Regions from separate parts of the Homo sapiens genome. Here region 1 is linked to region 2. Evidence: chromatin loops called from intact Hi-C (ENCODE). Cell type or tissue: OCI-LY7. All regions are shown on one strand. Links, peaks and the distances in the headings refer to the core of each region. The heading gives the core; the rest is flanking DNA. Region 1 has its middle 34 kb from the start of OR9G4. Region 2 holds the start of OR5D3 (olfactory receptor family 5 subfamily D member 3).

The links. Hi-C counts contacts between places; a loop is a spot of excess contacts. Peaks named below come from ENCODE experiments on the same cell type or tissue, not always from the same donor. Only the 100,000 strongest peaks of a DNase experiment are listed, where the experiment ranks them.
Region 1: a loop joins it to region 2, with 8 times the contacts of the local background. A loop is called at or near these places in 7 of 110 quality-filtered maps.

What each region holds. Positions count from the first base shown.
Region 1 is chr11:56,773,956-56,790,644 of GRCh38, reverse strand. It overlaps the pseudogene OR5G1P and the pseudogene OR5G4P. Among named protein-coding and RNA genes, the nearest start is that of OR9G4, 34 kb to the right of the region's middle. In OCI-LY7, for the core only: a CTCF peak has its summit at 6,993 (motif pointing right); a DNase peak (open chromatin) is centred at 6,984.
Region 2 is chr11:55,722,100-55,738,788 of GRCh38, reverse strand. OR5D3 (olfactory receptor family 5 subfamily D member 3) reads right to left here and starts at 15,013. Exons shown (of 2, transcript NM_001396059.1): 1 at 14,735-15,013; 2 at 9,168-12,573. The coding sequence starts at 14,763. The coding sequence ends at 11,631. In OCI-LY7, for the core only: CTCF peaks have their summits at 11,664 and 11,864 (motif pointing left); no DNase peak of the experiment used is centred there.

The DNA of each region.
Region 1 (16,689 bases), core at 5,685-8,184, 1.1 Mb before region 2:
TAGAGACTGTGCATCCAGCTGGTGGTTGTACGTTATGCAGCTGATTTCTTCAACACCATAACTCACACAACGGCTGCTTTTCATTTTCCCTTTTTTCACTCCAACATTATCAATCATTTCTTCTGTGACATGTCTCTCCTTCTTTCTCTCGTGTGTGCTGACGCCCGGATCAATAAATTGTTAGTTTTCATTGTGGCTGGAGCTGTACTAGTTGTCAGTAGCCTGACCATTATAATCTCCTATTTTTACATCCTTACTGACATTCTGAGGATCTGCTCTGCTAATGGGAAGAACAAAACTTTTTCCACCTGCTCTTCACACTTAACAGCTGTTTCCATCTTTTATGGGTCTCTCTTCTTTAGCTACGTTCGACCAGGTGCAACTTTTTACCCGGAACTCAATAAAATAGTGTTGGTGTTCTGTACATCCCCATGTTGAAACCTCTCATCTACAGCTTGATAAATAAAGAAGTATCCTAGCCACTAGACCACCAGGGAAGTGGGGAAAGGATTCCCTATTTAATAAATGGTGCTGGGAAAACTGGCTAGCCATACGTAGAAAGCTGAATCTGGATCCCTTCCTTACACTTTACACAAAAATTAATTCAAGATGGATTAAAGACTTAAATGTTAGACCTAAAACCATAAAAACCCTAGAAGAAAACCTAGGCAATACCATTCAGGACATAGGCATGGGCAAGGACTTCATGTCTAAAACACTAAAAGCAATGGCAACAAAAGCCAAAATAGACAAACGGGATCTAATTAAACTAAAGAGCTTGTGCACAGCAAAAGAAACTACCATCAGAGTGAACAGGCAACCTACAGAATGGGAGAACATTTTTGCAATCTACTCATCTGACAAAGGGCTAATATCCAGAATCTACAATGAATTCAAACAAATTTACAAGAAAAAAACAAACAACCCCATCAAAAAGTGGGTGAAGGACATGAACAGACACTTCTCAAAAGAAAACATTTATGCAGCCAAAAAACACATGAAAAAATGCTCATCATCACTGGCCATCAGGGAAATGCAAATCAAAACCACAATGAGATATCATCTCACACCAGTTAGAATGACAATCATTAAAAAGTCAGGAAACAACAGGTGCTGGAGAGGATGTGGAGAAATAGGAACACTTTTACACTGTTGGTGGGACTGTAAACTAGTTCAACCATTGTGGAAGTCAGTGTGGTGATTCCTCAGGGATCTAGAACTAGAAATACCATTTGACCCAGCCATCCCATTACTGGGTATATACCCAAAGGAATATAAATCATGCTGCTATAAAGACACATGCACACGTATGTTTATTGTGGCACTATTCACAATAGCAAAGACTTGGAACCAACCCAAATGTCCAACAATGATAGACTGGATTAAGAAAATGTGGCACATATACACCATGGAATACTATGCAGCCACAAAAAATGAAGAGTTCATGTCCTTTGTAGGAACATGGATGAAGCTGGAAACCATCATTCTCAGTGACTATTGCAAGGACAAAAACCAAACACTGCGTGTTCTCACTCATAGGTGGGAATTGAACAATGAGAACACATGGACACAGGAAGGGGAACATCACAAACCGGGGCCTGTTGTGGGGTGGGGGGAGTGGGGAGGGATAGCATTAAGAAATATACCTAATCCTAAATGACGAGTTACTGGGTGCAGCACACCAACATGGCACATGTATACATATGTAACAAACCTGCACGTTGTGCACATGTACCCTAAAACTTAAAGTATAATAATAATAAAAAAAGTAAAAGATGCCATGGGGAGGATGATTACCAAAAAGAAGTTTTTTAAAAAGAAAATTACAATTTTAATTCTCATCAAGAACAAAAAGTAGATAAAAGGAAAAGCTTCCAGACATAGTTAGACTTCCTCGTCATCATCCCAAGATACTAAGCCATTTGCAAAATTTAGGGGATGGCATATTTCTATGCTTCCATCTGACTTTTATTTTACTACTTACTTTTGGAAAAACCTCCATTTCATCATCTTTCTATAAATGATAAAAATTTTTAGTTACCTACAGAGTCAGAACAATTATATGTCTCCCCAAAATCTTCATTATTAGGAATATGATAAAGTCTAATGAATATTAGAACCATCTAGCGACTGTTATTACTAGCACACTAGTTATATTTAATAATGTAAATGTCCACACCAGGAGTGATTTATTGGAAAAAAAACATGTGTTCCCCATTCCCATCTACAGAATTGAAAATATAAAAGGTTACTTTGCTTAAAAATAATTTTTTAAATAAAAGGAATTCTTTTTCTTATATTCCTTTGAATTTATTTTATGCCTATTTTCTTTATTTTTATATTCTAAAAACAAAATAAATCATCATTATAACAGAAAATATAAAATATAAAGGAAAAGAGGAGCAACAATAAAAATAAAAACCCTAGAATCTTACTATTTCATACAGAGACAAATCCTGGCAATAATTTTCAGATGACTCTCTGTGTATTTGACTCTTAAGTCATTTCAGCTATTACTTTATTTGTTGATATTTAGTTTTTTTCTTAGTTCTTTTAGGTAAAAATAAATGGGAATAGCTTATTATAGAAACTAGAAATAAAATGCAAGAAAGTGAATAGTAAAATAGAAAAATTTTTAAAATTCAGAGGCACTGGGTATGGAAAAGTTAGAGGTAAATTAAAATACAGAAAATTTACAGCCTATTTTCATGTTACCCATTTTTGTTGTTTCCAAATTGAAAAAGAAATATAATAGACAAAATTTTAAAATAGTTTTAGCATCTTTTTGTTTCTTTGAAATTAAGGAAGAGTTTCTGGTCAGAAAAGTGGATGCAGAGCTGATCCTGTGCATCTAAAATAACTCTTCATACAGAACCCCAATTTCAGAATGAATCAGGTGCTATCAGATCTTCTCCAGTGTTTACAAACTTCCCTGGAACACATTGGGATGATATGTGTGGACACTCAACTTTCCCCAAGGCTCTCAATATTTCATGGGTGTCTCATTGAAGGAGAGACCAATAGACATGTTCAGATGGAAAGCGGTCTTGTCTGGACTCAGAACAATGGGTCAGTAACTGCAATCTCCTTGAATTGCACTTGAGCAATTCCAATGCCAAAAATAATGGGTTGAAGGCAAATCTAATGATGTTGACAGAAAACAGACTGTCTGTAGCCTGAGTGTGATGAGAGGCTTTGCACCCTCTTAGAGATTTCAGAAATCACTTTTTCCAACCACAGTTTTTACCATATTTTAAAAGTAGTAAACAACATTTTTCTTGAAATGAGAAAATTGTTCCACTTAGTAAGATTATTATATAATTTAATGTATTAATTGAATCAAAACGTCTTTGGCCTAATAAGAATATAAAATATATGGGCCTAAATTAAAAAAATACTTTCTCTTGTTGCCTAGGAAAAGCAATAAATACATACTTTTAGAGACCTAAAATTATTAGAGAATGTTTGGAAAGCAGAACACAAAGAAAGTAAAACTCACATGTAATTTCACTACTCACATATGAAAACAATGGTAATATACATCAAAATAGATATTTTTTTCTACTATTTAAAATTTATATGTTTGTACCATATATATAGGATTCTGAAATATAAAAATGCAGATAGTTTATTTTATAAGACAATGGGATCTAGAAAAACACACGTTCTTGTCATGTAATTTTGTTTGTATAAATAATCTATGCTAAATCCATTGTTTACACTCTTCCAGCATTTTCTTATATGTAGGTATATATATTTTTACAAGATTTTTATAGGATTTTATATTAAATGTTATTTTTAGCTTGCTTTTAACTAGATAAATCCTAAATATTTTAAAATAAATTATGTGCTATTAGATATTCTTCGCAAGAGGATTTTTAGTTGTCAAAATTAAGTTAAAAAATATGTATATGGTGACTCCTGATTAGCAGGCATTATTCCAAGTCCTGAGGATACAGCAGTAAATGAGACAGGAAAAGTTCTTTTCTCCTTTGGAGGGAGAGAAGCGTGCATTTAATGGCGAACCAGCTAGGGATTAGTATTACTACAAATAAAGAAGAGCTAGGGATCAGCACTACTACAAAAAAAGAAGAGCTAGGAATCATTATCCTACAAAAAAAGAAGGATCAAATATATCTCATGATGGAGACAGGATCATACAGTTTATTTACAGTGGGGTTGGGATTCTAACTCAGGTCCTCAGACAGCAAAACTTGTGCTTTTAGCTATCATACAAATGCCAGCATGAAAGGAAGATCATCTAAGGGGAAAAAATGGCTAAGAAGAAAAGAAGCCAAATAAATTACATTTACCTCTGTAGCAAATACTACTAAAGAGGAATTCCATCTTTCATTCTCCTCTTGCTTAATGGAAGCCCCATTTTTAGCTGGTCACATTGCAACCAAGATAGAACACTACATTTTTCAATCTCCTTTGTACGTGGCTGTTGCCACATGACAAAGTACTGAAATGTAAGAAGAAAATGTGTGAGGTTCTTCTGGGAAGTCTCCTTAGATGTTTAGGTTAGCATTCTTCTTGTCACCTGTCTCCTTTTTGTGACCTAAATGTAGATTCAGTGGCAGTCATTTTGTACTATGGGGAAACATTCGGGCTCCTGTCACTGTATAGTAGCCTTATCTGCCCTACATTGGCTATTTACTTACTCATTTTATAAGAAAGAAAAATAAAGTTTAAACAACTTGTTTAAGTTACTGCTACTTTAAATTTCCTAACACATGTAGGCAAACCTAATCTGAACTGATAAAATCCCTTTTTTGGGGGTGGGTAGGGAAAGAACATCCACGTAACACCTTTGGTCGACTATTGTATTGGTTTGGCTTTTAAGCTTTAGCTCATTAAAGGAAAATAAAATTGGGACAATATAGTTAGGAGAAGTTTTCTACTCATTTCTTTTCTGTCACTATTTGACACCATTCAAAAGAAACAAAAACTGTCTTTGATTGACCCAATTTTTTTCTACTTACCTGTTAGTTGTGTCCAGAGTACTGGTATCCTCCAACTGACTTATTCTCCTGGATCAGGGGCCTACCTCTGTGGTTTGAAGATTCAGGGCCTCATGGTTGACAGCCACACCAGGTGTGGGAGGGACAAGTTATCTTAGAACCACTAAAAGAGTGTTTTTTTTTTTGCCAAAAGAAGGGAAAAGGGACATCTGATTGGGAAGACAAACATATTTAAAATGGAACTTTGAGGAAAGAAAGAAAAAGGTTTAAAGATGTTTTGAAGAAAGAGAGAGGAAAAGATTATTTTTAATCCTATTAGATTCAGTGATGTGTGTGCATGGTGTGAGTATGTGAGAGAGAGAAAGAGAGAGGAGGATGTGACAGTCAATTGCAGGTGTGTCAAGTTGGTTGGACTAAGGGATGCCTAGATAGCTGGTAAATAATTATTTCTGGGTGTGTCTGAGAGGGTGTTTCCAGAAGAGATTGGCATGTGAGTAGGTAGACTGAGGTGGGAAAATCATCCCTCACTCAATGGGGGCAGGCACCATCCAATCGTCTTGGGGCTTGGATGAAACAAAAAGACAGAAGAAAGGCAAATTCTATTTTTTTTCTCTCTCTCCTAGTGTTGGGACACTCTTCTTTTCCTGCTCTTGGACATCAGAACTCCAGGCTCTCCAGCGTTTGGACTCCAGGATTTGCACCAGTGGTCCCAGGTTCTCAGTCCTCAAGCCTCAGACTTAGAGTTACAACATCAGCTTCCCTGTTTTTGAGGCCTTTAGGCTTGGACTGAGCCATGCTACTGTCATCCTAAGGTCTCTAGCTTGCAGATTATCTGCCTGGGACTTAAACTTCGTAATCATGAACCAGTTCCCCTAATAAATTCCCTCTTAGGCATCTATATCTCTATCTGTGTCTACATCTATCTATCTCTGATAGGTTCTGTCTCTCTGGAGAATCTAATATCTATATTATATTCACAAATTTAAATACGAATGGCACAACTATATTAAGGTTACATAAGTGAGGCTACATACTGCAAAATTCAAAATAAAATCAGTATCCAAAATTACACATAATTTATAGAAATTTTTTTGTATTCTTCTCTATAAAATGGGGATAACATTATCTAGGGCATTGTATTACTATCAAAATTAAATAAGATATTGCAGGAGAGTATTTAGAAGTGCTGGATGATGTTTCTATTCTTGTTATTGCTGATTTTTTTTCTTATTATTATTGATATTCATATAGTCATCTTTATGGATGTTGGAAAGGCATGGGACATCATCTGCTCCTGATTAAAACACAATTTTATTTACCTAGAAATAGAGGAATTCTTCCTAATCATATGTCCCAAGGAGCTACTACTTGTTTATCATGAGAACCTTGTACAGTGTCTGGCACAGAGTAGTTATTCAATAAAAGTTTGTTGAACCCAACGGAGCATAACAGGCTTTTGTTTTCTTCAGATCCATTTGGAAAGAAATGTAAGGAAAGATTAACTATTAATGTTGATTCATCTTTCTCCGGTTTCTCTGTTAGTAAAGATTTCCTCAAAATGACCTTACATCCTGAGTTTTCAAAACCTAATTTTAAATATTAGTTCAATTTCCCAACCCATTAAATTTTGCTTTTATAATGTTTGCTTTCAGTACTCATGAAATATACATTTTCATATTATTTATGAAACATCCTTTTCTCCTTCCTTTTAGTAATCTTAGGTAAGAAATTGTGAAGGAAAAGAAATAACTAATTCAACTGAGTTACTCCAGTGACAACTTTCTGTAGAACTTTTTTCCTGAGAAATTATCAGATTTGTATAAGGATTATATTTTTCAAAACTAAATTTTAATTAAAAAATTACTCTAAGTTTATATAAAATATTTCACTAAGAAATATATTGTATATCTTTAACTCTTAAGTCAACTCTTGTTAACATGCTCTTAGCGAATACAGAATACGTTTAAGGGTAAACAGTATTCCCAGCGAAATAACACTGTCGTGGTTTCTTCTTAAGTTGTTAAGCATTGCCACTAGATGGCAGCATCAACTTATCAATTAAGATAACAAAATTGTCTCAGGTTTCCTTTATTAATTGAAAGCATTACTAAGATGTTAGGCTTGGAATTTTGGAGGGCCGTGAAGTCCAAAGTTTGTGTGTTAAGGTCTATGCACATTTATTCCACAGGAAAGGACCGGAGCTTTCATTAGATCCTCCAAGTTAATGGCACATCAATCTTTAAAATTGCTGATATACTTTCACATTCGTATCTTTCGATTTGTGAAACTAAAATATAAAGTGAGAAAATAAATTTCCAATGACACGTAACAGAACTATGGCATATCTTTTCTAGAAACACATAGTTAAGAGCTTTTGACTCCATCATTGAACATTCTTAATAGCTCCTTATATCACATAACGATCATAAAAAAAGGCATATCATTAGCTGAAAATACTTTCTAGTCTGTCATTTGCTACTTTCCAAATAAATAAAAGTGAGTAAAATATGTATATTTTAAAAATGACTGCTTCTACCTTTTAATATCGACCACAGATTAGAATGTTTAGAATGATTTGTATTTTACTCTAATTATTCAGGAATTTAAAAATATCTAAAAAGTAACTTACTTCCTTTTCATGGGGTAATACTTACATATTAATAATAATGGTAATTGTAAAATGCTACTGTTAATGGGGGTATTGGAACACTCTTTAAGAGAAAATAATATTATAAAACTTTTTAGCAACAGGTGATGTAAGCCCTTTAAAAATTATTTTATTAAAAAAAACTTTGCAAAGTGGAAATTATTCTCATTCAAGAGATAAGAAATCCTGAGGTTCATAATAGTGGAGTGACTTTCCTGAAGCTACATGGGAGGAAATGGCAGACACAGATGTCAAATTAAATTCTGCTTGGTTCCCAAGCTCTTCTTTCTCTTTATTGAAATGTTCACAGCTTTCCTTGGCTAGGGGAGGGAGTTCCCCAACCCCTTTCGCTTCCCAGGTGTGGCGACACCCCACCCTGTTTCTGATCGCCCTCCCTGGGCTGCACCCACTGTCTAACCAGTCCCAATGAGATGAGCCGGGTACCTCAGTTGGAATTGCAGAAATCACCCGCCTTCTGCATTGGTCTCGCTGGGAGTTGCAGACCAGAACTGTTCCTATTCATCCGTCTTGCCTGGGAATCTAGTGCTTCTTAATTGTCAGCTTGTATTTAATATTGGGGCAACTTAAGGCTGTTTAGAAAGAATGGGTATCTGAGTGAAGATTGTACATTTTAGGTTTCACGGTAGAGTGACTCACTGGGCCACTTCATTGAGGAACTCTCAAAGTCAGCATCCTAGTTCCTCTTTACACTTTCATTGAGATCTGTAATCAAATACGGGCAAGTTTTTAAAAACCAGAGCTTTCATGTAATGAAAGGTATGTCTTTCTTTAATCTCAGTATTTTCACAATGGACTCTTGAGGTGATGTGTTTTCAGTGAGTTCAGATTTACATATTGTTTCCGTAACATTTTCAAAATATCTGATATCTGTTGGAATACTCTAGGTTATTCGTAATGACCAACCATCTTCCAATTTCTGAGACTTTAATAAAGAAATACATTTATTTTTTCCTCACAGTACATTCTCATTTCATGTTGGTGTATTCCGTGCACAAAGACTTCAGGTAGTTGAACACTCCATCATGTGGAACTTTCCTCCTCAGTTTGGGAGGAAAGAGAATATAGGGACTCTTCTTTGCATCTTCCCAAGAGTAACACATACCTCTTCTGTTCAAATTGCAATGATCAAAGGAAGTTTTACGGCTATGCCTACTTCCAATGGAGTGAGGAAAAGCAATAATTTGTAATGCTGAGATATCAAGGGGATAGGCATATCACATATTCATTTAGACTATGAATGATAGATCTTCATTAGTTTGTTTGGGACATATTTGCAGCTCAAGCCTTCATCTTCAGAGAGTAACTAGAGCTATTAACTCTTCTCTGTTATTAATGTCTATAGATTCCTCAACCACTATAAGGAAGCAATTTTGATATAATAATATTTTGAATTAGAGTTATCTCCATCTTAACAGGTATATTGTCAATTTGTCTGTTCATATTATTTTCTGCTTGTTTTATCTTATTGATTCTCAAATATAATGTTGATGGTAAAATATAAAATCTGCTATTGTATAAAGCATTTTTGCTATAGCTATTGATTGCATGAATTTGAAACACAGTTTTCAGAATCAATCTGATACTACCATAAACAACTAATAACATAACTTTTTTTCTGATTTTACCCTCATTTTCAACTAAAAATGTGCAAATCTATGATGGCATAAGGTGAATATTCTGTGGTAAGGCCTGGCATAGTTTGTACCTTTCCTTCTTTTGCCAGCTGTTTCTTGCCCAATGATATGGTTTGGCTGTGTCCCCACCCAAATCTCATATTGAATTGTAGCTTCCATAATTCCCATATGTTGTGGGAGAGACCCAGTGGCAGTAATTGGATCATGGGGGCAAGTTCCCCCATATGGTTCTCATGGTAGTGAATAAGTCTCACAAGATCTGATGGTTTTATAAGGCATTTTCCTTTTCACTTTTCTCTCATTTGCTCTTTTGCCTGCTGCCATGTAGACTTTTGTCTTCTGCAATGATTGTGAGGCCTCCTTAGCTACGTGGAACTGTGAGTCCATTAAACCTCTTTTTCTTTATAAATCATCCAGTCTCGGGTATGTCTTTATCAGCAGTGTGAAAACCAACTGATACACCCAGAAAATCATTTAGGTAAAGGAAGAAAATACTTTTTAAAAGCACAGACATATACATTGAAAATAAAGCCAATCATCTGCCTTTTCTTTGACATATGGGTTTGTTTTGTAAGTTTAACATCTTAACTTTAATCATGAGTAATTATCCCCTTACTTCTAGAAAAGCACTATCTAGAAATTGTCTTTGTGGCTACAGAAAATACATTTTTACAAAAACTTAGAAATATAGATTATAAAGATTATTCAGCACAGATGTACATAAAGAAATTTAAAATAATTATGTGATAAGCAACATAGGAAGAATTAAAATATTAATATTGATTCTTATTTAAATCAGTAAATACAATTTCAAAACAGTTAGAAAATACAAATACCCTCATGGAACAAACATTTACCTGTTCTTCAAATAAAAGTGCTTTAAGCAACCATTAGAGAGAGGGTAAATAGAGTCAGAATTCTAGTAACATCTCAGATGTATTTGTTTCCATGAAGAAGAGGCAAAATATTATAGGCAAAATCATAGTAAAGTAATAATGAAGAGGATTTGTGAACTTTAAGGAAATTACAATGCAGCTGCAGAAATAAAAGCCACATGGAGGCTTTAAAAGGAATCGACACTTAGAGGATCAAATTTTTGTTTGAGAGTAATTTTTTGTTTTTTTTTTTTGAGATGGAGTCTCCTGCCACCCAGGCTGGAGTGCAGTGGCACAATCTCGGCTCACTGCAACCTCTGCCTCCCGGGTTCAAGCAATTCTCCCACCTCAGTTTTCTGGGTAGCTGGGATTGCAGGTGTGCACCACCATGCCCGACTAATTTTTTTTTTTTTTGTATTTTTACTAGAGACGGGGTTTCTTGAAAAGTTCTTACAAAGTGCAGAGAGAAAAGAAAACGTAATTAAAAGGATGAAAAGACACATACTGATATCAAAAACATAGAATAGAGATTCACCTAACAGATAATATGTGTATTTTTAGGATAAATCAGAACAATCAGGGCAGAAAGGATGATCAAGGCTACAGAATGTTTCCTGGGCTAATAAAGGGTCACATATTTAGGTCCAGGAGTGGTGGCTCATGCCTGCAATCCTAGCACTTTGGGAGGCCAAGGCAGGTGGATCACTTGACGTCAGGAATTCGAGACCAGCCTGGCCAACATGGTGAAACCCCATGTCTACTAAAAATACAAAAATTAGCTGGGTGTGGTAGTGCACCTGTAATACCAGCTACTTGAGAGGCTGAGGCATGAGAATCCCTTGAACCCTGGGGGTGGAGGTTGCAGTGAGCCGAGATGGCGCCACTGCTCTCCAGCTTGGGCGACAGAGGGAGTGAGATTTCTTCTCAAAAAAACAACAAAACAAAAAAAAAGAAAGTCACGTATTTAGATTTAAATTTTTTACTACATCTGGACAAAAATCAAGAAAAAGAAGCTCACACCTAGACAAGTCCTAGAAGAGATGGTTTTATTGTAAGGTTAATAAAATAATTATTTATGTATGAAGACAATCAAACCTGCTACCCCCAAAGGGGGAAAAGTCAAATAATTATCAGTATCCTTAACAATATTAAACATAGTAAAAATTAATATCATTAGTAATAATGACTGTTAATACTATTTTAGACATAAAAAAATTAAGCTGTGATACCTAAAGGGTTTTCAGGGGAGAGGTAAATTTGTTTTGCATGCATATAGTCAACAGACTCATCAAAAATTTAGCTCTCATAAAAAATGCTTTAAAGAACATGGCAGCATGTAAAGAAATCAAAAACAAAATTCTCAGAGTAGGGACATTCTGTTGTATGCTGAAAGACTTGTAGTTGTCTAGAATCAAAATTCAGAATTCTATTTTGACTTTTTTGTCAGGTTAATGCTATTTGCAGTGGAGGTAAAACTTAACCATGAAGTGTTTTGTTGAACTGGTTTTTATTCTTTTCTTGGCAACAAGAAATGTGTATTCTTTACCATACTTCAACTGTTTAGATATAATCTGCTGAAGTTTAATGATCAATTAATACATCATCAGAAGTCATCTTCCAGCTTACAATAATTAAACTCTTTACGTGTTTTGGTCAAAGTTGTGGGAAAATTAACTTCTTCAGCAACATGTGTTAAATGCTACTTCTAAGGAAAATCCATTTTCTACAGATTTTGCTCATGTTCCCAAGACATGAATGCAAAACAGAGGGGGGGCAGAGATAGCTAAGGTTCTTTGGTGGCCCTCCCTCTCTTGTGCTATGTCAATTTAAAAAACATACCTTGTAAATGGAGTTTCCTTGCTTAGTATGGAACTAGAGAGAAGTGGAGTCACTATATCCAGTTAGAAACAAAACACAAAATTATCAAGAAACATCTTACTGGACTTATTTAGAATATAAAACAACTTTAATTGCACTTTCCCTTAAGCAGCCTCATTCCCAAGTTATGGCACACTCTGGGGACAGAGTGCCTTCAATAACAACAGCAAGAAAAAAAATGATGCAACTAGTTCAGGGAACATTTATCTAATTGAAAAAGAATCTGATTATGTTTTACACTGATGTCTTCCACGTTTATTTGGAAGAAGATAAAGAATAAAATCAAATGACAAAAGTAAATTCTGACCCATTCTCTATGTCAAGGTAGCTGTGTGAAGGGGAGGGTTGTAACTTGAGACAGGGCTTAGTTTTACTTTAGTTCCTTTTGTTGTTGAAGTAGAGGGAGCCCATTAGAATGTAAGTTGAGAACTTTTAAATAATTTCTTTTCGTCATCGTTAAATAAGGAGGAACTCATTAAAAAGTGAGTTGAGAACTTTTAAATAATTTTCTGCTTTTTAATTATCTGCTTATTAACAAGCTCAAGAAAACGTAAATTTTTTCAAGTGGAATTCAACTAGATTACATATTTGGTTCATGGCAAGATCAGCATTACCCTTGTCATTGACGAATGATTCAGCAAGAGCTAAGAAGAGATGATGTGTGTAGAGATAAGGTTCTGCAACCAGATCAAACTATAATCACATAATTATAAAGTGGGACAGAGATGCTTTAGCAGTACTATAATGGGACAAGACAGCACTGAATCCCACCCATTCGATGCCTAAAACACCCAGGTGATTTCCTTGCTAAGGGAAAGCTGTTGTAGGTTGTGTTGCTGGTACCTTAGTGCCCTGAATATGAGAGCCAATTGTGTCTCTCACTCTGTGTGGTTTGATCTCTACGGACCACTGTATTCTATTCTAAGCACTGAATAAAACAGAAATGGAGAAGCCAAAATGTGTCTAGAGGGATAGAAGGATTGGGCAGTTGTAGAAACGAAGATTGACAAAGAAAGGGTGAAGAGCTCTGGACGATTTTCAAGTCAAAGGCTGAAATGTAGCGTGTTCCTGGAGGAGCTTAAGCAAGAGGTGAATGTGATGGTTGAACACTTAGACTGGCCACCTAATCTGTCTTTTTAATTCCTCTGAAACAAATGATATCATGCCAAGTGTGTATATTATTGGCCTTAAAGGAGGTCTATTAAAGTCAAATAATAAATCTCATGTTAGAAAAATGAAAGAAAAGTTCCTATCGTAAGTATGATATTGAACTGCAATATTCGAGGCTAATAAAATAGTTTTCTGAGCACTTGTACCTTGATCCTCTCATTTTAAGTGGATGATAATTCTCAGAGATCAAAGAGCAAGAGTTTTTGCTATATTTAATAAATCAAGCAGCTAAGATTTGGAGAGATCAGCTGAAGATCACCCTTATAGTGGATGACAAAAGAATATACAGAGGATACAGAATTTGGGCTCTTTTTCCAGATTCTTTTCTTTTCTTTTGGATCTCTTAAGAGCAAAGGAACTGTGAAGGCACAGGAAGCATTGAAAAAGTGTGAAAAAGGAAGGAGTATAGTCCTTTTGGATGAAGTCCAAATATGGGGTCCATGTTTGAAGTTTGACAGACCTGTGTTCAAAGTTCACCTCTGCCAGTCACAAGATTTATGAATGAGGGTTGAGCTTCAGTGTTTCTCCTTGAAATTAAAAAAAATATTTAGCTTGCAGGCTTTCTAGAGGGATTAACTAATGTGATAATATGAGTAGTAATTATTGAGCACTTATCTAGATGTTTAGTAAGACTCTTCTAGATATTTTGCATGCATCATCTCATTTAAACCTCACAACACTTACATGGTAGGTATTGTTATTCCCATGACAGAGTTGAAGATAAGTTACTTTTTCAGGGTCAGAAGAGGTGGACTCCAGTGCACTTGGAAAACATGCATTTAGCCTTAGGTTGTAATCATAAAGTGCACAGCATATGGCCTAGAAATGAGTGGCTGTTCATTTCCTCTCTAGCTTGCTCACTCCCACCCTCCTGCATCCCTTCACCAGGTGTGTGTCTACCTGGTGGACTCAGGTAAGGGTCACTGAAGTAGAAGTCATTAGGCAAGTATTCAGGAATCAACTCTGCCAATAATTAGTTATGGGACCTTGAGAAAGCTGCTTCTTCTGTTTTCTCATCTATGTACAGATGGATTTTCATGGAGTCTTAAGATGTCATAGCTTCAGGTCTGCTGTTTTGCACTGGTGTATATCTCACTTTTGTTTGACTGCATGGTGTAACTAATTTATATCATTCTTGACTTTGACCAAGTTCGTGGCATATTTTTGCTGTGTCTCATTTTTGAAGTCACATTTATCAAGTCTGTTGTGAATTCTTTGCTCTTCTTCTAGTAGAAAGCAGAACCAGTCAATGGCTAATGAAAACTACACAAAGGTCACCTAATTCATTTTCACAGGCTTGAATTACAATCCTCAGTTGCAGGTCTTCCTTTTCCTACTCTTTCTGACAACTTTCTATGTCATCAATGTAACTGGAAACTTGGGAATGATTGTCCTCATCCGAATTGATTCCCGCCTTCACACACCCATGTACTTTTTCCTCAGCCACCTGTCCTTTGTGGACACCTGCTTCTCCTCAGTTGTGAGCCCCAAGATGCTCACTGACTTCTTTGTGAAGAGGAAAGCCATTTCTTTCCTTGGCTGTGCTTTGCAGCAGTGGTTCTTTGGGTTCTTTGTGGCAGCAGACTGTTTCCTCTTGGAGTCCATGGCCTATGACTGCTATGTGGCCATCTGTAACCCATTGTTATACTCAGTTGCTATGTCCCAGAGGCTCTGCATCCAGCTAGTGGTGGGTCCCTATGTCATTGGACTCATGAATACCATGACTCACACAACAAATGCATTTTGTCTCCCTTTTTGTGGCCCTAATGTCATCAATCCTTTCTTCTGTGATATGTCCCCCTTACTTTCCCTTGTATGTGCTGATACCAGGCTCAATAAGTTGGCAGTTTTCATCGTGGCTGGAGCTGTGGGAGTCTTCAGTGGTCTGACTATCCTGATTTCCTACATTTACATCCTCATGGCCATCCTGAGGATCCGCTCTGCTGATGGGAGGTGCAAAACCTTTTCTACTTGCTCTTCTCACCTGACAGCTGTTTTCATCTCGTATGGTACCCTTTTCTTTATTTATGTACATCCCAGTGCAACCTTCTCCCTGGATCTCAATAAAGTAGTGTCTGTGTTTTACACAGCAGTGATTCCTATGTTGAACCCACTTATCTACAGCTTGAGAAACAAGGAAGTCAAAGATGCCATCCACAGGACTGTCACTCAGAGGAAGTTTTGCAAGGCCTAAATTCTTATCCAGAAGGAATTAGGGAGGAAAATTTAAAAGAACAGAGTAATTGTGTGGCTTCCTAAGATTCCAAAACACTTGCAAGTGTTTGGGGGCTGTTTAGCATCCCTTTATCCATTCAACCATCCAATTATTCACTTATTTAGTCAATCCATGTGGATTTATTTGGCCCTATATGTAATCTTTTCCCTATAACATACCAATATTACAGTTCAAACTCGTGGTCCATTTAATTTTACTTCCCTCAGACATCTCATGGTCCAATTATTTTCAAAAAAGCTTTACTTTATTATTTATTTTTTGTTATTTTTAAATCACTCTGCTAATGTATTTTTTTGATGAATCCCTGGCATTAGAATATAAAAATTTAGTGCTATAAGTTTTGTACTCATGTCTAACTCCCATCAATAGGAATTTGTAAAAAAAAATGATGTGGGGATTTTGTGGTTGGCCTCATGAATGGAATGAAACTCTTGGCTGTATGCACCAGGATTTTAGGGTGGCCTTGACACAAAGAACTATGCATATCTCTGGGAATGAAGACAGATCTCTTTTGAACTGTATGACAAATGAGGCAGGCCACTGGGCCTACTTATGGCAATAAAGAGACTTGCATGCATCTCTAATGAATTTCATACCTAAAAGAGCTTCTGAAAAAATCGGTTCTGTATTTTCTCATGATTCAATTTTCTGATAGATGTTTAGAGGATGTTTTGAACTTTGATAGCTTGTGGTTTGGTCGTGTGTATGATAATGTCTTCTATAACCTGGTAATGGCCCAGCCAAGAATGTATGGAGAAATGTTATAGTAGAAAGTAGGCCCTTTATAGATCTGCTGGCTCTAGTGAGATTAGTAGATTTCCAGCATCATAAAGGACCACATGCATGCAGCTCAATTTGACTGGCATGACTCCTGGGCATGATGAGTACTGAGCATCCCTGTGGTCTGTAGCCCAGTGATGTGTCACCACAGCATGAGGAGAGTGGGCACCCATGCCAGGGGTTCCATGTCCTCTTAGAGTCCTACGATGGTTACCCAATTCTATCTTGTCTCTCCCAACCTAGCTTTACCTCTTGATTTTGTAATGAAGAGACAAAAAAGAGAGAGCTTCACTGAGGAATAAATCAGCTTCCTAGATGACATTAAAATCATAGCCAAATTGTTACAGAAATATCCTAAGGTTTTTAAGGGACTTTTAGTTCCACCTATTTGCCCAAAATGAATCCGGCAAGGATAATTAAAATGTTTTCACTGAAGGTCATATTCTACTGGCTAGGTAAATAAATAAAGTTTCTATATTTTAGA
Region 2 (16,689 bases), core at 10,331-12,830:
TGTTTCTTAATTTCATAAAGGAGCTTCAAATAACTACAGGACAAACAGGCTTAATATTAAAACGTAAGATATTACTTTTGAAATCATAAATATTTACAGCTTTCTTTATTTTGTCAATCATTGTACTGTAACTTTTAACCACTAAAGTTGTGTAATAATGCATATAAACAAGGATCAATTACAGATAGATCAATAGATAGACAGATAAAACAAAAAAGGTCATCATTTTCATAAGATGACATTTCACAGATAATAATACATAGTAATGTAGAGATAACATGGATAAGGGAAAAAAAATGAATGAGAGTTTTGTAATGTTTCTGAATTCAAAACAAATATATTAAAATCAACTGTATGTCTTTATAAAAGCAGCAAACTAGAATGAAATATTTAAGAATAGACTACTTATGATAGCATCAAATATTCAATACCTAGGGGTAGGTCAGTAACTCTAAAGATAAGTGTATCAAAATATATTAAGAGGATTTAATGCAAACCTACATAGAATTGTATTAAGTTCAAAGACTGGAAAAATATATATCTATTCTCTCAAAATAAACTTCATTCTGTCCAATAAAAATACCACTCTGGTATTTTTGTCATCATCGTCTTCATTATCATTATCATCATTGTCATTTACTTTGGAGAGTGACAAGAACATCCTCAAATTTTTCTGAAAGTGTGAAAGGCCAAGAATAGTAAGTACCTAGAGCAAAAAAAAAAAAAAATTCCCTGAGGCTTTTTTCAACAGAATGTCAAGACTAGTTTTACTATATGGTAATTAATGCAGTGTGGTAATATTGTAGAAACAGATGAACACACAGTAGAAGATAATAAAATGTTCAGAAACAGACTAAGTTATCAAGAGGTACTTCAATATGGCAGGTATTACACTACAGATACATGGAGAAAGAACATGCCTCTGGATGTATGGAGGTAAAATAACTGCATATCCATATCACACGATATAGCAAAACAGATAGCATCTGAATTACCAACATCACAAAAGTGAACACACACACAATTTTAACCACATATAAAATCAATCCATTGACTTCCTTAAAGAACTTTTAATTATAAAAAGATATAAAACATTGGTTTATGTTGAATAGCCCCCTTTACTTCCAATCACTCGCCATTCACCAATTGGCCTAGAACAAAGCCTACCTATCTCAGAGTTGTGTGTGCATGTGTGTGTGTGTGTGTGTTTGTGTGACACACACAAAGGTGAGTATCTCACTTCAAAATTCCAAGTTCTGTATCATCAAGTTATTGCTACATATGCAAATTATAATACCCCAGCACAATAAAGCATTGAGCATACATTTCTTGCTCACACAACAGTGGATCAGCTGATGTGGCTTTGTTACACACTGCAGCTGAGGAGTTACTGAGGGTAGTCCTGATCCTCATGTTTCTCTTTCTTCTGAGACTAGCAGGCTACCTGGGCATGGTCTTCTTACAGTTATGGTATAAACACAAGAGGGAACACAAAAAGACACATGAATATTGTAGGTATTACTAATATAAGGTATAATAGCAATCCCAGTTGAAATGAGAAATTTATTTCTCCAATGGAATAGTCAGAGAGAGAGAAAGAAAATATTCTCAATAATAATCTAATCTGGATTGTTTTACATCCATCCAACATTATTATATACAGTCAAATTAAAGGAAGTACAGCCATATGATTAAATTAAAGGAAGTACAGCCATATGCTGAATTGAGGGGATTAACAATGTTGAAGTTTGAACCAGGTTTTGCTATAGAGAAAAATATCATATGCTTACAGGAACAAGAACACAGACACACACAATGAGGAAGAGCTTTACTCTGCTTTAGTTTACCAATCTCACTGTAGTGTCCTCCATTTGTGGAATCTAACACTGTGAGTATCATCCAATCTGCCGACTTAAAATACCCAAATCAGAGAAACATTTCAGGTAGCCCGGGCCAAAGCTAAAGATTTCTTTTGAACTAAAATTGTGTGTGTGTGTGTTTTTTTTTTTTATTTTCCCCAAAGCAGATTAGATACAAGCAGTCATGCTCAGATAATTTATTTAATAAGTAATTTATTTAATATGGTAATTTATTTAATAAGTAAAACTAATTAATAGTAGATGTGTAAGTGAAACAGGAAAGAAAAGACAACCAAATAAGATGCACTGACAAGTCAGCTACAACTACAGGACAATGAAGCTTAGTCTCATGAGAATAGTCTGGAAAATAGTACAGAATATAGCTAATAATCACTCATCAAGAATAGATCACACTGGAATTTTTTTTTTTTTTTTTTTTTTTTTTTTTTAGATAGAGCCTCACTCTGTCGCCCAGGCTGGAGTGAGGTGGCACAATCTCGGCTCACTGCAACATCCGCCTCCAGGGTTCAAGCGATTCTCCTGCCTCAGCCTTCCGAGTAGCTGGGATTACAGGTGCATGCCACCAAGCCCGGCTAATTTTTTGTATTTTAGTAGAGACGGGGTTTCACTGTGTTAACCAGGATGGTCTTGATATCCTGACCTCGTAATCTGCCCACCTCTTGGCCTCCCAAAGTGCTGAGATTACAGGCATGAGCCACCACACCTGGCCCTCACTGGCATCTTTTACATCAACTTTTATCACTCATTGAATGAGATCTGTTTGTTTGGATTCATTGCCTCAAACATCTCACTTGCCTCACCTTTGCGATGATCTAACTACTGAGCTTCAGAAAAATTCCTTAGGCAAAACAATGATGATTTGGACAGTAAGAGATTGGACAGTATTTTAGTTATTTAACTAATATTTATTTTCTTCCATAATTTATGAAGATCAGGAATTCAGAAGCAGGTGAGGTGGGTGGTTCTGGCTGAAAGTCTCTTCAGAACTGTGGTAAACTTATGGCTCAATAAGGTTGGAGATTCCACCTTTATACTCACTTCCATGATTATTGGCAGTTCCTCACTGGCTATTCACCAGAAGCTTCGGTTCCTTCCCATGCTTCTCAAAAGGGCAGATCAAAGCATGGCTATTTGCTTATTCCAGATGAGGGATTCAAGAGAACACACAAGCTGGAGACCTTTGTGAGCCAATCTCCCATTGACACACTGGCACTTTTGCAGTATGCTATTGGTTACCCAATCTAGGAGGGGACTACACAAGGGTACTAACCGTGTATTTTATGTTCTATATTCTGATGCTTTGACATCTTGGGCCTTGTGAACCCTGGAGGGATGGGCCCACCCATGGTCTGCCAATTCTTAGAGACGATAAACAACTCACCCTAGAGTTGCAAACTAACAAATCCACAACCACTGCTCAGGTCACCTCCTCTACCAGGCACTCATGCTCTGGGCCATTATCCTCCTTCCTAAATCATCCCTAGGGCCAGGCACTAGACACCTAGGGAAAGCCTCTAGACACAAGGGCCTGCTGAAATTATTCAAGCTAGCCAATTGCAAGTCCGTTCAGCAGTTCCTTTGTAAAGATCCCTGCTCATATTTCACCGGGCGCGGTGGCTCACGCCTGTAATCCCAGAATTTTGGGAGGCCCAGGTGGGCTGATCACTTGGAGTCAGAAGTTTGAGACCAGCATGGCCAACATGGTGAAACCCCAACTCTACTACAAATACACAAAATTAGCCTAGCGTGGTGGCAAGCACCTGTAATCCCAGCTACTCTGGAGGCTGAGGCAGGAGAATCGCTTGAACCTGGGAGGCAGAGATTGCAGTGAGCTGAGATTGTGCCGTTGCACTCCAGCCTGGGAACAGAGCAAGACTCCATCTCAAAAAAAAAATTCTTGTCATATTTCCCCTCACTCCTTCCACTTCTGGACCAACCCTGGTGCTTGTTTGTGTAGCCCTGTGGAACATGTCATGCCTCCTCTTTCTAGGGATCTGTAAGTATAATAAAATTTTTCTTTTAACACAATCATGTCAATGTCTCTATATTTTACCATACCTGATTAAAACAGATCTTGGGGACCTTTCAAACAAATGGATCATTACAAGAAAGTAGAAATTATTGGGTGCCATTTTGGGGATGCTACATGATGCCTTCTGATCTACAATGACTCTTGTCCCTTCGCCACATAAAAAAAACACTCAAATCTTCCCAAGGGCCCAAATGCCTTATTCCACCACAGCATTTTGTTAAAGTTGACAATATGTAATCACCATCAGGACCAAATATAAAGGAAGCTCCATGGATGTATTGTCTTAATTAGAGGTTCTCAAGTCCAGTTTCTCTCAACCTATGAAACTAAGGAGACAAGTAACGGTTACTCTATAAACCTAGCATACAATGTTGGTACTGGTAAGAGATATTGCTATAAACATTCTGGTTCAACATATGCAAAGGAATTACTCATCCATTGGAATTCTGAAGTCCAGCCAGGGAAATTTAGAAATTTCTTTGGTTAAATTGCAAAATCTGGGAATAATTAGCCTAATTAGTCTCGGTTCCTTAGCTCTCACCTCTGGACTTTTGGTACCACGGTCTGAATCATCCTTTCTTCTCATGAAATGTGGGACATATTTGCAACTTAGCAGGTTTCTTAGCTTGTTTTCTTCTAATAGAATTTTGATAACTCATAGGCCCCTTTCAATTTTTTTCAGTCACTGTGTCTTTCAATTTAAGGTAGTGATCTCTCTCTCTCTCTCTCTGTGTGTGTTTGTGTATATATGTGTGTGTGTGTGTATACATGTACACATATATACATAAATGAACTTTGTGGATCTTCTATGAATCTTATTGAATTCCACTATATTAGAGATAAAAACACATCCTTAAGTCTTTTAGATATAAGTCTTTCCCTACCTTGGGCTTCTATGAGATGGCTCAGAGATGGCACACTTAAGGTTCCTAAAAGCCTTGTTGTTGATAGAGGAGGTGGAGCACTTTTAATCTCTTTTGAGAGTCTTTTGTGTGAATATACTCTGAGATACCACTTTAGATCTTTCTGAGGTTTTTCTATTTTTTTTTAAGATTTTATAGTCAAATCCTAGACTTCATCTTTAAATCATGTTTTCACAGCAATGCCATGGATTTGATCATCCTTGGAAACCATTTCTTAATTTTGCCAACTTTTCCCATTATGGGAGGCTAAGAGATTTCATAGCCATCAAATCCTGGATCTTTCAACATTAATAATTTAGTTTGTTTCTTGCCTCTAATGCCTTACTCTAATCTTCAAGGAGAAACCAGGTAGAACTTTAAACATTTCACTTAGAAAATATCTGTTGTTAGATAACCCAGAATATTAGGCACATTTTGTACTTTTCAAATTACTATAGGCAATAGCATTACTAAACATCTGCCCTACATAACAAGAATATTCCTTTCTACAACTTCCAATAATATTTTTCTCACTCACCTGGAATCTCTAAACTGTAATCTTATCAAAGACCTCCAAAACATATTAAGATTTCAATGATATTTTGTTCAAAACTGACTGCTCATTTCCAAAGCCACCTTAACATCTTGGGTTTTTATTTGGCAACAATATATTCCCAGGCACCAAAAATCCACTGATATAGTTTGACTCTGCGTCCCCACCCAACTCTCATGTCGATTGTGATCCTCAGTGTTGCAGGAGGGACCTGGTAGGTGATTCACAGAGGCGGACTTCCCCCTTGCTGTTCTCCTGATGGTAAATGAGTTCTCAGAAAATCTGGTGGTTTAAAGTGTGTACACTTCCCCTTTTACTCTGTCTCTCCTGCCAGCCATGAGAAGACATTCCTGCTTCCTCTTCACCTTTCTGCCATGATTGAAAGTTTCCTGAGGCCTCCTTAGACCTGCCTCCTGTACACCCTGTGAACTGTATGTCAATTAAACCTCTTTTCTTCATAAATCACCAAGTCTCAAGGTAGTTCTTGATAGAAGTGTGAGAACTGACTAATACAGTTGCATTAATTATTCATTGACAGCTAAAAAGTATCCCCAAAACTTCGCAGTTTGAAACAATAAACACTGATTACCTCATGGTTTCTATGCATCAGAAATCCAGGAGCAGCTTAGCTCCAAGTTTAGAGTCTCCCATGAGGTTGCAACCAGCCTTCCAGAGCTACAGTAATCTCAAGGCTTAAACAATGTCAAACTTCTGCATCCAAGCTCACTCACAAGGTTGCTGGCACCTCTTGTTCCTTGAAGGCTGTTGGCCAGAAGCTTAGGTTCCTCATCCCAAAGGTCCCTTCACAGGGTTATTCAAATATGGCCACTTCCTCCCGAATGAGAGACCTAATGTAGGTGGAAAAAGACAGAGAGAGAGAATCCAGACTGTTAAGACTGAACCTCAAGTATTATGTATTCTCATTCCTACCACATGCTATTCATCACACAGACCAAGCCAGGTAAAGTATGGGAGGAGACTCCACAATGATGTGAATACCAGAGAATGGGATCATTGGGGGTTCCATGTATGGCTGACTACCACAATCACTGGGAGTAAAATTCAAAAGATAGAGGTGGGACAATAAGAGTGTCTGGTAAGGAATTATGCAAGAGAGGCAAGCTGAAGGTTACTTTTTGAATGGTTTGCGACAGCTTACTCAAGTGTGATATGTGTTGCCTCCATAACTGAAAGACGCAGTACATTTTAAATCACTTAATTGCAGTACAAATTGCCCTAAGTTGTCATTTGCTTTGGAGAGGATATCTCAACATTCTGCAGAACACAAGATCAAAAGAATTCTTTTCTGATGTTAAGAATACTTGTATTTTTATAGGATTTATTTAAGACATCATCTCTGACACATCAGTTTCTCACTAAGAAATTGAGGACACTTGCCCAGTGTCTTAAATATCTCTAGTTCTCTGACAGTAAATTATGCCAACATTTGGATGCCCTGAATTTTTATTATCTTTTTGCAAGCTCTCCCAGGCATTCAGAAGATCCCAGTTCTTGTAATCACCACCACTTCCATGACAGTTTTGTGAAACCCCCACCTCAGTCCTCCAGGCATTTGATTCAGTGAGCACTTCATTATAATCATGCACAAAGGATTATTTAGTTAGCCACGTTACTATACACCATGGATTACTGAATACAATTTCTATTTTAAAGATGCTTAGCCCTGTCTTCACGGCCAAGTGTATGATTAGATACCCATATTTGAAGGTCTAGTTCAGAGAACATTATTACCAAGAGTCTGAGTCTATTCGAGAAAAACACAATCTTTTCTAGGGATTTCAAAACATAACATTTAGTACAGAAAAATTATTTTTACAATTGTTAAACAATTGATGAAAAGGCAAAAACCCCACAAAACCTTAATATACCACAGTAGTGGTTACTGCAGAAAAGAACTACTATCTCTAAAGCTGAGGGATGCTGGGATTAATACAATGTGGAAGGATGTAGACAGATATCACAGATCTAGGAAAAAAAATGTTAATTATCTTACATTGAGAGATCTTTTACATTCCCTTACTAACTCTAATTGGTTTTGATAGATCTTTTTGGATTTGGATGTTCATACAATTATATTATCTTAAAACATGAAAGTGTTATTCTGTCTTCACTAATGTTCTTTTTTTCCTGTCTTACTCAATTGTCTAGAACAACCTTTCCACAGAAGTGGAAATAATGAACATTCTTCTCTTGAGTTGAAATTTAAAACAAAGCTTCTATTATTTCTTTTCTCTTTTTTGTTGTTTTTTCATTTTGTTTTGCTTTTTTTTGAGACAGAGTCTCACTCTGTCTCCAGGCTGGAGTGCAGTGGTGCGATCTCGGCTCACTGAAACCTCCAACTCCCTGGTTCAAGCCATTCTCCTGCTTCAGCCTCCTGAGCAGCTGGTATCACAAGCACACACCACCACGCCCAGCTAATTTTTGTATTTTTAGTAGAGACGGAGTTTTGCCATGTTGGCCAGGATGGTCTCAATCTCCCGACTTTGTGATCCGCCCACCTCGGCCTCCCAAATTGCTGGGATTACAGGCAGGAGCCACTGCACCTAGCCGATTATTTTAACCTTAATTGTGATATTTACCTACAGATTTGGTAGGTAAAAGATTAAGACATTTCTATTTCTATTTTTCTGGGAGCTTTTGTTTTCTTCTGTTTTGTTTTATTATGAACAAGTGCATAAAAGTTAATTGTATGCATCAATTAACTGGGCCACAGGGTGCCCAGATATTCAGTCAAACATTATTATGGATGTTTTTATAAGGGTGTTTTTGGATGAGATTAACAACTAAATCAATCAGTAGCCTAAGTAAAGTAGATTGCCTTTGCTAATGGGGATGGGACGCGTCCATCAGTAAATGCCTGAGTCTAACAAAAGGCTACTTCTCTCCCAAGCAAAGGAAAATTCTTTCCTCTTTCTGCCTTTGAACTGAGACATTAGGTGTTTGCCTATAGACTGAAACTGGAACATCAGCTCTTCATGGGTCTCAAAACTGTTGACCTTCTGACTGGAAATACACCCCTGGCTCTCTAGTTCTTGGGCCTTCCAAATTAGACTAGAATTTCATCATTGGCTCCCCTGGGATCCAGCTTGCTAATTTACCCTGAAGTTCTCAGCATTTGTCAGCCTTTATAATCGCATGAGCTAATTCTTTAAAATAAATAAATACCTCTCTATGGACAGATATAGATATAGCTAAGCAGATATCCATCCCCTTGGTTCTATTTCTCTGGAGAATTTTGACTAATACAAGATATAAATTTGAATAAATATCTTTATAAATTGAAATAAACATATGCTTTTCTCCCTTATTTTGCTAATATGGTAAATTCATTGATGAGATTTAAATGATATATCCACTTTAAATTCCTAGAATAATATACAACTTGTTTCATATATTGTTGAAATTTATGTGAAAACTTTGTTATTAGTATTGCTGTATTCTATATTCTGTTTATAAGTTGTTATCTAAAATAGCCAAGAATTACCTCCAGAAATTCTTCCTGAATTTTGGTTCTCTCAGATCCACAGGTTCAGGCTTGTTGTTATTTACTCTCCTTAGGATTTTTTCCTGGTGCTTAAACTGCATGACAACAAGTTTCAGGGGAAAACTTTTACCAACAAGGTATCCTTGAGCTTAAATATTCTATGTATCGAGAATGCCATAAGCAGGAAATACTGACTATTGAATCAAATATTTATCCTTTTCTTAATCAATCATATATGTTTCCATTTTCTTTATAGGGACTCTGTTTTCCTATTATGTTTGATAGCAGTAAAAACCACTCACGTAAGCAAAGTGTTATGTAATATAATCACGTAATGATATATTTGTCCAACACTAATACAATCTTTGATGCCGTCTTTGTTTAGTCAACATAATATGAAAGTTGACATTTACATAAAATGGTCCAGATATAATTTTTATAGTTGTTAATCCACTAAGAAGTGAGCATTAAACTATATAACTTGCTTTAGTATTGTGCATATGATAGCAAATGTCCTGCCACAGCCCTCCATGGGAAAAAAGTCACATTTATACCTACTGTATCCAAAAGTTTAAAAGAAGAGCAGCATACAAATGTATTTGTAGAAAAAAAATAGCCCATAGCTATCACTTAATATGACCATTAGCAAACTCACTTACATTATCTAAAATGTATTTATCTTCACAGTTAACATGTTTGCTTTCACACTGAAAGTATAATTTGAGAATTTGGGGGGGAAATTGCATTATATTTGTGTAAACTGCCCATTTATGAACATTTACCAAAATAAAAAAATCTTGTATTAAAGGGATTAGCAACTATTCTTTTTTTCTTTGATTTTTATTTTGTACTAAAAGAAACCTACCAAATTACAGCTTACATCTTCCAAAACAATATTTAAAAATAGTATATTCTAACTTTATCCTGGAAACCTTATTGAATATACTAAATATTCTGCGATGCATACTCAAACTTTCTAAATCCTTTTTTGTGCTCCTTAACATCTTTATTAAACTATACACATATGCACACACATACACACAGCTTTAAAAATACTCGACTAGAGCATTTAATTATGACTCATTATCTACAGTTAAAAATTAAAGTAAATCCTCTGTTACTTTTGCTGTATTCTGTAAGTGTTGAGAATTTTGTTGTATATTCCTAAACAGTAAGTTGCATAGACATGTAAGTTGGTGTAAAGCATTAAGGTAAAAAGTTATTGAATTTTTATTTGGAAATAAAGATAAACCTTGAGGGGAAACAAGTATCACTTAACAGCTTGGATTGGACCTTCAACACATGGTTGACTTCATATTCTGTGCTTGTAAGCCTTAATCATGACTGGCAAGACACAAGGAGAAAATGTAAGTTCTTATACTTAATCTCAACCAGCCATTTGGTTAAGGCAATCAAATTATTTCAATTATTTGAAAACTTCTCTAAAACCAATTAGAGCCATGGGTTATCTGTTTTCTGCAGTAAAGTTATCTGGCATTATCAAGGAAGAATGTGTTTAAAGATGTAAATGTTTCAATCAATTTTGAACCCAGTTTTTCATTTCTCCCTGTACCCATCACTCTTGACTTGTAATCTTGCAGTTCTACAAGAAATAGATAACTTTCTCAACTCTTGCTTTGGGGCTTGGACGTGATTTTCTCTGACTCATAAAATGTTAACAGGTGAGACCCAAACAGGAACGTTAAGTATGCTTTTATTTTTGGAATACTCTATTGTGGCTCTGCTTTCAACAAAGACTATCAGCCAAAGAGTCCAAAGAAGATGACATACATACAGGTCTCTAGTTCCAAAGGTAGCTGATCTAGTTACCCCATTCTTGACACCCAAATGGTCGAACTGATATCAACAGAGCTACCCCAGTCAAGTCACTTATTTGAAAGGATTGCTTACTGTTAGATATCACTGAGTTTATGAATATTTCTTTTATCAATACATAACTAATGCTTGAATAATGTATGTGTATTATCTCAATATCATTATCCTGGTTGTTATATTGTACTATCTTAGGGGGAAACTGGTTAAAAGATAATTGGAATTCCTCTATATTATTTCTTACAAAGGAAAATGAATAGAAAATTATCTCAATAAAATTTTTAATAAATAAATAACATGCACAATCATATTGGCATCAGTGGCAGAACTAGGGTGATGGGCATTTATTTGCAAAAATATTTACCATCTTCTTATTATCATGCATAAAGAAAAATATAATTTATAATACCAAGTATAACTTAACTTTACCAGATTCTGGACTTCGTAAGGAAGATAATTTTCTTATTTATTTTTGTTTGTCTGTAAATCTTCTAATGCCAAAGTTGCCCATACAGAATTAATTGTAATTATTTTATAGATAGTGTTTTATACTGAACAGCTCTTATCATAGTAATTTTATGTTATCAGGTAAACTTCCTCATTATAAACTACTATTCTTCAGATCATCTCAAAAATTTTTACATTTTGCAAGATTTAAATTGAACTGAAATTTGACCTGGACAATCACAATAAACGTATACTAACACAAAAACTTTTGTATTACAATATTCTCGATCAAAAATTTAGTTTAAATGGTCTGAGATTCCATACTTACAGTATTTATAACTTTAAAGTTATTTTACTAAACATCAGTGTGAATAGATATTGTACTGTCAGTTGGAGGGTTATCATAATTTCATGCAATGACTAGTTATTGAACAACTGCAGTGCTGCTCTCAAGGATAAATAATTAATATTTCTAGCATTACATTTTATGACATAATAATTTGGTAATGACTAACTTCCTGACTGTCTCTTTTACATCTTTGTTCCTGAGGCTATAGATCAAGGGGTTCAGCATGGGAATGACCACTGTGTAAAAGACAGAGGCCACCTTGACCATGAGCCATGAACTTTTGGAGTTAGGAACACAGTAGAGAAAAAGGATAGTCCCATGGAAAATGGTAATGGCGGTCAGGTGGGAGGCACACGTGGAGAACGCTTTCTTGCGCCCCCCAGTGGAAGGCATCTTCATGACAGTGATAAAAATGAAAGCATAGGAAGTGAGAATGATCACCAGGCTGCTTATTTCATTGAATGTTGCAGAAACTAAAATGACCTTCTGGCTCATGTAGGGGTCAGAGCAGGACACAGCAACAATGGCAGCGTGCTCACAGACAAAGTTATTAATGAAGTTAGTCCTACAAAAAGATAAAGTCAACAGAAAATATGTGTATGTTAAGGAACAAACTAAACTCCAAGAGTATGATGCAGCCACTAACAAGGAGCAAAGCCTCTGGGACATTGCAACTGTGTAAAGCAGAGGGTTACACACTGCCACAAATCTGTCATAAGCCATCGCTGCCAGCATGAATGTTTCTGTCACCACAAATATACAGGCAAAGAAGAATTGCATGATGCATCCTGTGAAGGAGATGATTCTGTCTTCCACAACCAAGTTCTCCAGCAGTTTTGGTGTAATTGTGGTGGAATAACAGAAATCAACAAAGGACAAGTGGCTGAGGAAAAAGTACATAGGGGTGTGGAGTTTGGGGTTGATCCTGATGACCATGATCATGCCCAGATTCCCCATCACAGTGATTGTGTAGATGGTCAGGAAGACCAGGAACAGGGGTATCTGAAGGTCTGGAAATTCTGAGAAGCCCAAGAGGATGAAGGTGACTCCAGCAGTCTGATTTTTTTGAATCCTGTGAGAAAAAAATAAGAAAGTTGATCCAGAGAAGTAGAAGCCAATATGTGCAATAAGAAACAGAAAGGAAGAAATATTGAGAGACTTAGTGGGTCTTTATTAAGAGTGTTGCTGAAAATTCTAGGTTTCCACTGTCAAATTATTTCAAAAGGTAGAGTACTTATATAAAAATTACAAGGTGAATAGGATTATTTTGTGAATGGAATAATAAAAAACAAAATTAAGACAGGAAAAACAAAACAGGGTATACCTTCCTATATTTCAGATAATAAGACAGCAGGCTTCATGAGAAGAGCCACTCTAAGTTTGCATGAATCTGAGATAAGTGCAAATATTTCTGTTGGAGGAAATATATACTTTTCTACAGTTTCATTCCTGCTGTACCTCTAAAGCTTTGAGACAGTTAACTTACAACTCTTAACAAATTGTAAAATGTTAACATTCCTGTAAAATGGTAAATTTAACAGTTTATTGGTGGTTTTATTTTTAACACCTTTCTCATTCCTTATAATCCAATACTTTCAACACATTCTGGAGCTGTGTTACACTAATATGCTAATCTTTCTCATGCATGTTGAACTCAACTTGAAAAAATTTTCATGTTATTTTTAATGATGTATTATATCACTTATGAGAAGATTATTGCAACAAAATATGTGATGTATGTTTCTGTAGTGATAAAATAGTTGAAGTAATTTTAAATGAAAAGTTTTTCATTTTCTGATGTGGCAAATCTCAGAAGACAGGTAGGTGACAAACAATAATAAACATGAAAGTACTGAGTACTGCAAATAAATATTAGTTTTTAGGAAAATTGCATTCTGTCCTTTTGATTTAAGTTTAAAGCTTTGCCAAGAATAAGTGTCAGGAAGACCCATCTCAAACAGGACACCATAGTATTCTTTCAATATGCCTTGATGCCACAAGGCATTTCCTCAATGGTAAAATGTGATAATATATTCATGATATAAAATTTAAATCAGTAGAATGGAAGCAGAAAGATTGCTAATGAATGTAGTGGTTATAAAACACAGTATAAAGCATATTAGATATTCACTTTTATATTTATTAGAATTATAGCTAATTAGTGTGGTTTCAGAAACCTTAAGTAGTTATTGAAATGAGGCCTATATGGGACAGCTATCAACATGTGGACACATTTGTGAATACAATGCAGAGAATCAGTTTCCTGAACCCACAAAATGGAAGTACTGTAGAATTTTATTTGTGGCTTTAGTCTAAGTCATAACTATATTTTCCCCATTCTCCTTTATGTTTTTCCATTACACAATAGCTTTCTCTAGTTCCCACAAGCTTGTGCCTGTAGGAAAGATATCTTCCAAAAGGACCAATTACTCAGCAATTTCCCTGAAACAATTATTTATAAAAATCTTAACACTATAAAACTAGATTATGACTGTATTTCCCAGTCACTCTCCTCAATTTGAAATGTCCTTTGCAACATCGCAAGAATAATTTTCTGTAATCACTTTAACCTGAGAGCCAATGACTTTAACAATTCCAAATGTTTTTTATTGATGAATGCATGAAAACTGCATTGTGCAGACTGGATTTTCCCAAACTGCTTAGATCTAGATACTCAATCTCATTACCACTAACACATTTTTCTCAAAGTCATGGTAGATGTATCAAGTTATTATAAAGCACATGCTCATTTACATAAAGTTTGCTTTCTATCTATTCTCACTTTTATAATGCTTTATTTTACCATCTACTCTTGTAAAGATTACTCATTGTTTCTTCTCCTCTGTATATATTGCAAACATTAGTGCTTATAACTCACAGTTACCATAAACCATATCCTATCATTTACAGATTTGGTTATTAGTCTCGCTTATCTCCTCAGAAAGTATAGAAAGTTTAAAGATAAGGCCAATTTTGCTTTATTCTTCTTTATCTGCCAAAGTATTGATTTCATTGCTGAGTACATGGTGGGAGCCGAATGAGAAAATCAGAATTGATATCATTTGAAAGGGAGAAGGAATCAGGATATAACAACATAGGTCCTCTGCTTGTTGAATGAACTAAGTGGATTTGAGGGCACTTCAACCTACACGTGTGTTTGTCTGGTACTAAGATTACCGGAACTCAGTATTTTCCTTCTGAAATAAAATTTTAAAAAAACTAAATCAACTCACCTAAATACAGAGGCATCTGAGTGATTCATTTACTGAAGGATCTTTTGCTGAAATTAACGAACTCCAATAATGCTCCCGCTTAGCACTTAATTAATAGAAACAAACCTGAAAACAACAGTAGGAGTGTCGAGAGTATATTTCCTTGAAGATTTTAAATGTTACTTTTTTACCCAACCTATTAAGAAAACTCATAGATAGCAGAGATAAGGTCACATCTAGAAACTAAGTCCTAGCACCAAACTGTGTCACAAATATTTGCCCCCAAGGCCTTGGGGACCTCGTGACTAGAGAATATCACTGAAGTATTGCCTTGGAGGCTACCATTTGAGCAATTAGATATAACACTGTCCCATGTGATATCTTGTTTGTATAGTGCCTTTCTAAAGCCCTTGACATTTATCTTACCAACTTCACTTAATTAATCGTAATAGTGAATATATCTTGACTTTACATAGGTGTAAAATACAAATGTGAAAGGGAAAAATCAGCTATAAAACAATAGTCCAGAGATAGGTATCATTACCTCATGTTGAATTTATTTTCTCTTTTTATGAAGATATATTTATGTTATTATATGTTGAAATACAGAGCTGACTAAATAATGCTACATCTTTTATTTATCCTTTGTTAGTAATACAAACTTCATTTGGTAGTCACACTATTGTTTTTTTTAATAGAAAACAATTTGTGTTTGCCTTTTTAAATATGGCTAAATGATCTTCAGATGTTTATGCTGACTGTTGAATCTGGAAAAAACTGGGTTACATGTTTCTAAAAATAAACCAGTTTATGGAAAATGCCACTTTATGGAAAGGATGATATATCCATTAATTTCGGTACTCTATCTAACATGCTTTTAAAGAATAAAGACTTATTTCTCACTAGTGCAGGTCCAAAATGCACTCCTAAACATTGGGCATCTCTGCTACATGTTAGTAATGCAGGGGCTCATGTTCCTTTCTACTTGTGTTTCGCCATCATCATGGTACATTTGAGGTTATAGTTGTATTTTGCATGTGAGGAAGAGGGAATCATGCAACACTCCTTTAAACGTGTCTTCAGAAAAAAGCTCGTTCCATTGCAGAGGACCTCATATCGCACATAGGGAAATCAAGGGCAAAAGAGCTGATGGTGTCTCAGACACGATACAACTAAGGAACTACAGATAGAAAAGCAATAGGAATCTGTTCATTGAGTATATTCGCCTGTGGTTTCCTTTTCTTGTAGTATCTTTGTCTGTCTTTGTTATCAACATAATGCCAGTTCCATAAAATGAGTCTCAAAGTGTTCTCACTTCTTTAATTGTTGGAATGTTTTTAGAAAGACTAGTGTTTGTACTTTTTATATGTTTGGTAGAATTCACAAGTGAAACCGTCTTGTCCCGCATTTTCTTTGTTGGGAGGTTTTTGATTACAGATTCAATCTTGTTATTAGTCTTTGATCTGTTCAGAGTTTCTATTTCTTCATGATTCAGTTATTGTAGCTTGTACATTTCTAAAAATTTTTTTTTATCTCTTATAAGTCATCCAATTTTTAGGCATACAATTGTTTATAGTAGTCAATTTTGATCCTTAATTTCTATAGCATTGGTCGGTTAGATGCAATGTTTCCTCTTTCATTTCTGATTATATTTGAGTCTTCTCTTTTTTTTCTTGGTCCACCTATTATTTGGCCAATTATGTTTATATTTTTTAAAAACCTGAGTTTTATTGATTTATTGTATTGTTTTTTATATTACTTATCTCATTTATTTCTTTCCTAACATTTATTATTTCCATATTTCTGTTAATTTTATGCTTCACATCCCATGGTCATGGATTAGAAAACTTAATGTTAAAATGTTAATTCTACTCAAATATATGTAATGATTTAATGCAATGTCAATTAAAATCACATAGATCTAGATTTCTTTTCTATTTTTACAAAATAGAATAGAAAACTAAAATTTTTGTAAA